Linked DNA regions of Homo sapiens: region 1 is linked to region 2. A link is a loop called in an ENCODE intact Hi-C map of the cell type or tissue named here. Cell type or tissue: IMR-90. All regions are shown on one strand.

What was found. A loop is a pair of places that touch in the nucleus more often than their neighbours do. Peaks named below come from ENCODE experiments on the same cell type or tissue, not always from the same donor. Only the 100,000 strongest peaks of a DNase experiment are listed, where the experiment ranks them.
Region 1: a loop joins it to region 2, with 1.8 times the contacts of the local background. A loop is called at or near these places in 4 of 110 quality-filtered maps.

The regions. Positions count from the first base shown.
Region 1 is chr10:77,585,376-77,589,375 of GRCh38, reverse strand. The region is part of intron 1 of KCNMA1 (potassium calcium-activated channel subfamily M alpha 1); the gene reads left to right. It also overlaps the pseudogene RNA5SP321. Among named protein-coding and RNA genes, the nearest start is that of KCNMA1, 50 kb to the left of the region's middle. In IMR-90, a CTCF peak has its summit at 2,172; a DNase peak (open chromatin) is centred at 2,115; H3K27ac peaks cover 1,492 bases.
Region 2 is chr10:77,529,594-77,533,593 of GRCh38, reverse strand. The region is part of intron 1 of KCNMA1 (potassium calcium-activated channel subfamily M alpha 1); the gene reads left to right. LOC124902464 (a long non-coding RNA gene) reads left to right here. Exons shown (of 2, transcript XR_007062205.1): 2 at 1-4,000. Among named protein-coding and RNA genes, the nearest start is that of KCNMA1, 110 kb to the left of the region's middle. RefSeq lists enhancers at 1,562-2,061, 1,075-2,274, 2,062-2,563. In IMR-90, no CTCF peak of the experiment used is centred here; DNase peaks (open chromatin) are centred at 1,353 and 1,983; H3K27ac peaks cover 881 bases.

The DNA of each region.
Region 1 (4,000 bases), 56 kb before region 2:
AGTCAGAGAACACGGGAACAAGAAGGGCCGTCCATGTGCTTCTGATTCAGCCCCATCGTTTTAACTGAGACCTAGAAAACTAAGTACTTGTCCTACTCCAGTGCTGCCTCCCCAGTCATCCATGGCCAGACTAAATTACTCTATCTTTCCTTTGGGCTGCAAAGTCGTTTTATTTATAACACACCTCTCTTGTTTTATAAGTAGCCATGAAGGGGTTTGTTTTACCCACTAGATTAGGGATTGGTACATTACAGGTCGAATCCGGCCCACTGCATGTTTTGTAAATAAAGTTTTATTGGAACACAGATATGCTCATTTGTTCGTGTATTGTGCATGGCCACTTTTGTGCTATGTCAGAGGTGAGCATTTGCTACAGAGACTAACTGGCCTGCACAGTCTGAAGTATTCACTATCCGGTTCTTCACAGAAAATGTTTGCCAGCTCCTCCCCTGGGAGGTGAGCTCCCTGAGGGCAGGAACGGCACTCCGTTTATCTTGCTGCTTCTTGTTTCTTGCTGGTAGTAGGCACTCAATAAATGTATGTTGAATAGGCTTGAAATGCAGTGGATTGATTTGTCAAAGATGAGCGCCAGCCACATGGCTGTTCTGGCTTCCCCAGGTTTCCTCTTGCTGTTTGGCCACTTTGTGCTCCAGTTTTCTCTCTACAGAAAGAAGATAATATTATCTATCTTGCTGAGTTCGTTGATCTGTGGTGAGGGTAGAACAGGATATTAAAATATCTTACTAGAACCTTGGGCCCAGCTTCCGGTCTTCCTGATGGTTTCAATCCAGGCCTAGCACGGGACCTCTGTCTAAAATTCTCTGCTCTCATGGCCCTGCCATTCCTGAGGCACCCTTTGCCTCCAGGCTAAAGTAAACACCTGTCATTCATGATCCTCCTTACTTTGATATGATAAAATATCAGGGCCCAGACTGCAGTCCCACGGCCCTGGACTCCAGACCTACCTGTCTGTCTTGATCTCTCAATCCTCTAGGGCAGCCTTCTCCTACATCCAGAATTTTCTGCATTCTGTCCCCTACATGAATATTGCACTTGTTCTTGGGACCCTATCCCCCTCTCCCTCCTAACTTCCTACCTTGCCCCTTTCTGCCTTTCTGCTCTCAGCCTCCTGTCTGCCCTTGCAGGTCTCTTTTATGTCTGACCTTGCTGGAGTCCTTTGACCTCGGCCAACAGGAGTGACTGTCTCATTTGCCACTTAGGCACTGTCTTAGGTTTTAAATTTTTAATCTTTGTGGCTGCTTGTTAAAAATACAGGGACCCAGGCTTCATTCCCATGGAATTAGAATCTCCAAAGATGTGATCCAGGCCCCTTTGACTTTTAATAAGCTCCTAATGTGGTTGTGATTATGATCAAAGTTTGAGGAAGACTAACTTAAAATAGAGTGCTTTGCAGTATTATTTCTCTTTCTGTGGGACTCTGCTTATGTCTCCAAATAAACTATAAACATCTTGAAGGCAGATCTGGGCCTTATTTTCTTTTCAGAGTGGCACATATATCTGAAGACTGGGGCCGTGAGATGATCTGTCGGTGAGATAACTCCACCTGGGGCCCTGCATCTGATAGGCGCTCAGTAAGTGTTTGCTTGTTGATCAATAAAAGACATGAAAGCACCTGGGAAAGCAAAACAGCCTCTGCAAAGCAGGGCATTATTACTGGGAGCAGATCTGATGTGTACCTTCCACAGATTCCACTGAAGGTGTCCTCAGAGCACCGGACACTCAGGGGCCCGCAGCCCAGACACAGAAAGTCCACTCTGCTGAGAAATGCTCACCAAGCAGAATCCCTCACACTCTCTAGCTTTGTTTTCTTTGATCTCTCTGAGCTTAGGAGGAAAGGCTCCTGTTCCCTCCCTCTTGGCTTATCCCAATAATGCAAAGCCATAGAAGTGCAGGCTGCTGGGGAAAAGTTTGTTTGGACACTTAAGAATGTAGAAAAGGGTTTAGCTTGTATAAAGAGTTTTGCTTTCTCATTATAATGCTTGGAGAGAAGTGCAAATGTTTCATCTCCGCCTACTGAGTTATACTGCCTGTTTACATAAGCCTATATTCAGTGGCCTGAGAAAAGGCTTCTTGCCTTCTTCAGGGCGTGATGGTGCAATCTTGGTGTAGAGTTTCCAAGCAGAGATGATGCTACGGCCTCACGTGGTGGGAAGGCTGTGTGGCAGGAAGAATAAGTTCAAACTGTGCTTTGTTTAGAACTGTTGTGCAAAGTTGTTTCTTCCATCCAAGTATTAACTGGGCCAGACCCTGCTTAGCTGCCAAGATCAGACAAGATCAGGTGTGTCCAGGGTGGTATGGCCGCAGATACCAAGCTATTTCTAACACAAGGATGCTCTCCTTTTATTGAGCAGGGAGAAGACAGCACGTACAGACCAACCATCCTGGTTGTAAACTTGTGTCCTAGTCAGAGCTCTTTCTAGCTGGAGTAGAAAATTCTTAGGCTGTATGTAATGGAAAGAGAGTGGAGTCCAGCAATAAAAACAGATCAGGTAAAAATAGAGCTAGGAGTCAATAGTGAGGGCTGAGTTAGGAGAGTTCTCTGTACTTCCCTAGAGATTTCCAGCCATCTAAGCATACGTGTGAGTTCTTGCTTTGACAAATAAGTACTCCACTGGTATGCACATAGAAACTTCTTTCACCTGTGGGATCATTATTAACATGTTTTATGTGGAGGGAAAAATAAAGATTTTAGAACTTCTTTCTTCCCTCATGTTTTCACTCCATTAATATTAGGCTTAATTATTCAAATTTATTATATTAGAGTCTTATTGCTTAATTTAAAAAATTGAATGGATTATTAGCTTTTTAATAAACAGTGACATTTACTGTCTACTAATGAGGGCTCAAATCATGTAATTTATTGCTGCATCTCTATTTTGTTCATGAAATGAAACAGAAATTACTACCTACTTGAAACTGGACTTGTTTTCTGCGCTCCTATGAAACTGAACAGTGGAGGGTTGCTCGTGAAGGATCTGGGACATGTTTCATATGGAGCACAAGAAAAGGACGTCGAACATGCAACGGTCTGCATCCAGGTGCTAGAACCATTTTGTTTTTCCCTTCATCATCCCTAGAACCAAGAGTGTGGGTGGGAATAGCTCAGTAGAGTGACCATGTGATCCTGTGTTACAACTGAAGACAAAATCTGGCACAGAGTCTCTCCAGTGATGACTATGAAACTGACTGGTGCCCCATCAGATTCAGAAGTGGAGAGTGTTACATACTGATTTCAGAAAAATGTTAGATAAACATTGGGACCCTTTATTATATACCGGGAACAGAAAATGCATGTTGATAAAAGTTTGGGATGTTCCATTTCACTCTGATATAAAGTGTGCGTGGTCAGATTGGTTTCTATTTTTGATAAAAATGAGGTTCTGGAAAGCCATTCTGGCTCATGGGCTTATGAGAAAAAGGTTTTGGAAAGGAGTTTTGGAGTGCTCCCCTACAGAAATAGCACTGCTTTTTAATTGTTCTGTCGCTAGAGCCTTGGCCCCAAATAACAATGCATGAATCTCAGTATTTGTCTTCAAGGAGCTGTGGTCTGATAGGAGCATATAGTATACCTATATGGATGGGTATAACTGAAGGTGGTGAGGACCTGTTTTTAGATGCCTGAGAAATCCAAAAACAAGACAGGGAAGTTGTTCGTCTGGGAATCATGAAGCATGTAAACCTAATTAGGGGAGGTGGCATCTGATCTCATCCTTGCAGAATACATAATTTTTATACAAACAATGTTGAAGAGGTGATGAGAACAGAAAAGCTGGGTAAAGTGCAGAGCATGTTCAAGGAAGGGTTACAAACATTTCTTGAGGGCCTGCCATGTGCACAGGGCACCAATCTAGTGAAAGCAATCTGATAAGAGCTTGGTACAAAACCAAGTAATATAGCTTGTGCATTACCTTCACTCCTCTTACTCCAGTAATTTTTGAGTAAAATAAATGTTGTCTTTAATTATATTAATTCATACAAC
Region 2 (4,000 bases):
CACACAAATCTGGGGAAGAGTGGTGGGATGCGGGAAGAAAGACTGGTCCCTGTACTCAAGGAGATTAGGATCCTTAGGGCTTTTACTTCCAACATTTACTGTTCCTCCTCCCGGGATGCCTGCCTTCCTCTTGTTTGGCTTGTGTTTGCAAATGAAGCAGACAAGTTCTAGAGAAGTTAAATGATTTGTCCTAAGTCATGTAATCATTGACTAGGGAAGGGAAACTAGACCCGGAGCTCCAGCTTCACGGGTGCCCTTTCTCCTGTGTCATGCAGCCGCTTCTGTGTGTTGGCTAGTCTGCCCAGTAGACTCTGCTCCTTGGGGCTCTGGTTGTGTCTGACCTTGTTGAATCCCCTGCATGTGTAGTATGACCTTGTTGGGGTGTCTCAACACTGGGCATGTTAGCAACACTGAGGGATGAAAGCACTGTCATGCCCTGGATGGTCAGCCCTGGTTTGTTGAATGCACGAGTGTTCATATGTCAGAAATACATATGCATTCACTCTACAAATATTTTCAAACATTTATTATGTTCCCAGCATAATAGTAGAGCTTCTACTATTGCAGGGGAGAAAGTCTTCAATAAAAGTTATAGAATAATTAATTACAGATGGTAGAGGAGCTAAGGAAGAGAGTGATTTCAGGTTGCCAAGAGAACATACTCAGAGAGGCATGATAGCTTTTGGGGACCCTGTCAGTATCATCAGGATAGCCCGGACTCAGAAGTTAGTCTCTCATAGAGCCAATAGGAAGGTTTTGGCAAATCTGGATTTTTTCACTTGCATTCTGGTTTTGGTTCTGCTATTGACTATCAGGGTTACTTTGAAAAAACCATTTGCTTCTTTATGTCTTGCTTGCTTTATCTGTAAAATGAAGAGGTTGTAAAATTCTTCTGTAAATCATTTAATTACCACCCTCTTCCCCCATGGAAACAAACCTAGAAAATCCTAACTTTGCTTTAAAAATATTCAGTACATGGAATATTTTAGTGTTCATGTTTTCTCTTTTGAGTGGGGTTTGGCCATTGGCTGGTTCTTGGATAAAATTTGGAGGGAGGTATTCTCCAGGCTTAAATGAGTGAAAAAGTCTGGGAAAAAATAAACCAACCCTACCTCCTTCCCACCCAAGGAGTGTCCTTTGCATCTGGCATCGCTGTGTTTTCATTCGCTGGTCAGTCCCTCATCTGCTGCCAACCTCTTCCCTTCCTGGCTTGGTCAGAAGGTCCAGAGAGCCCACTGTACTGGCGGGGAGAATCTGTCCCTTTTGCGCACATCATTGGGAACTCAAAGTCATCTCGTGTTGGAGTCAAATGACGTGTTAGCACACGCCTGCTTGGGGGATCCTCCTGCAGTTGGCATATTGCGTGACACACGGGGGGATTCTCATCGTGCTGGAATGCATGGCCAGCCCCTTCTTTCTCCAAGCACAGTTCAGTGCATTTTCCCCCCAGTTGCTGCTTCTCGTAGGAGATTATTTCTGATTCGTATTGAGTTGTTACTGGAAAACACTTCAGAGAGATAATGAGCTGGGTAGTTTTCCTCTTCATTTTTCTTTGTTGTTGTTGAATTCATATGGGTAACTGGGCTCTCCACTTACACTTTATTGATTCCTGAATTTAGGGCATAGCTCTGTAATTGGCAATTTCCTCAGTGCCACGTGGGCAGAGAGAAGTACTGTGCCTGGGGCTGCTGACTCTGCAGGAAGCTGTAGGGGCACTTCCTTTTAGCCCTGGACTGACACAGCTGAGTGCCCGTGGGCAAGTCCCTTGTTGCCTCTTTCTTGGCTCTGGTTTTTCCTTGCTGTCTTGTGAGGGGTCAGACCAGATGACTTTGAGCACCAGCCCTTCCAGTTCTTGAATTTTCCAGGCTAGGTTGGAAGCCCTTTTCTTTGGTGGGTTTATGCATGAAGGGCCGGGTGTTTCTGTGTTCACGGATGACACTGCTGATCCCATGTGCTCTTGTCATTGTTTTCCTTGGAGGGCTGAGGGATGTGTGCTGAGTCACGCACATGCACAGCCGGAGTCCCTTGTGACTAAGCTGTGCATTTGCAGGAGCGCTGGCAGGGTCGGTGGTACAGCCTCTGAACTGGGACAGCTTGAACCCAGCGTTGCCTGGAGTGGGAATAAACCTTGACCTTGCTGGCGTGGGTGAGGGGCACCTGCCCAGGGAGCTAACTGGTCTGGACTCATACAGTGCTCTCCTTCTGTCCATTTCAGTATGCTGGCTGTCAGCTTTGTTTATGCATAGATGAATTACTCTCATTTCAGATTATCGTGGAAAATCTTGCTGTCAAGTTCTTAGGACAGGATTAAGTAGAATAGGTGATAAAGGTCATTGGCATTATTTACAATCTCTTGACTTTCATTCACCCCCATCTGCTGTAGACAAGCTGGATGCTTACAAGAGCGGCAAAGACTTGGGACTTAGAATCAGGCACACCCAAGTTTGAAGCCCCGCGTGGTGCTTTCTGGCTGCGTCACCTTGAACGCTTGCTTCCCCAAGTCTCGGTTTTTCTAAAATGGTAGGAAACAGCTTTGTTTGGCCTAAGAGGTTTGCTGGTGGAGACTAAGTGAGCTACTGCTGTGTTTTGCCACACCTCAATGCTGGTGGGATGCAAGATGCTTTGAGGAGGGACACAGACGAATTTCTTATTATAGTTGTGTATTTGAATACACTTGTGGAAAAATAGAACTAGTACATCAGAGCTCGTGATTTCACAGATATTATTGCCCAGGACAATGCTAATTTGAAAAAATCGAGACAATTTCAAGTTGATTTCAAGGATAATATGCACTGAATATTAGTGCAGGCAGGCAGGCGGGGCAGAAATCAGGAAGATGGGAGAGAATGACAGAATTTGGAGTACTACTGAGACCTACACTACAGGTCTCCTATAGAACATGTGGTGGGAGCAGAATAAATGCATCTTTCTCTTTGTGTCTGTCCTGGTACAAGGAATGTTTGGGGCATTGGTATAAGAAGCTCCCAGAGAAAAGGTGATGGTGACTTAGCTTTGTGCACTGCATCACCCTCACAGGCAACGCTGTCTGCTCTAGGCGTGACTTGCACTAAGTGAATGTGGACAAGATGGCCACTTTTTCTAGATCCTTCTGGGGAAGCTGTTAGTTGTAATAGTGTTAGAACCTAAGAGCTAGAAGAGACTTTGGAGATGATTTACTGCATTTTATGTTAGACTTAGACAATTTTTTTACAAAAGGGAAAAATTAAAAAGCCCCAGAGAGACCTGGACTTACTCAAAGCCACACAAGTAGTTGAGCACAGTGGCTGAGATGAATCATTTTGTGTCTTTCCCCAAGGATCTCTCTTTCCTTGTCCCTCTGTCTATCCTGGTCAATAGCATCATTGTTTGAAGTGAGTTTTTGGAACAGGACCCAGCTGCATTCGGTGGGTTAGTCCAGCACCACAAGGATCTGTCCTTTAGCATTGCCTGTGTCTCTGGCCTTCTCGTGTTAGTTAGAAGATTGAGGAGGCAACCATGTAGACACTGCTGGAGGAAGAGGAAACGAATTTAAAAGTCACAAGTTTTGGCCTCAGATGCCTGTGGTGTTGAACATTATTAGCTTTGTTGTCGGGGCATGCGCCTGACCTCCCGGAGTCTCAATTTCCTCCTCTATAAGGTGGCTTTTACCTCTGCAGGTTTGAATGAGGTAAGAGGTGGGGAGAGCCTAGTACTTGGCTCCCTTGAAGAAAGTAGCGGAGACTGAATCCAAGGCCAGGCTGTCCACTCCAAACTGGGATTAGGATGTCATGGTTCTTCAGCCCCTGACTTTCCTGACAAAGGCCCACGTGGGGGCTCTTGGTTGGCCTGGTCACTCTCTGCTTGGGGTGTCCTCATTCTTTTCCCTGGAGAGGTTCTGGGATCAGGGGTGAGAATGGGGTTAAGTTATCTAGGAATTGAGAGTCCCTTCTTCATAACTAATTTTTCTTTCCTATCTCATGACTTCTAGATAATAGTCTGTAGTTTTAACTCATTTGTTATT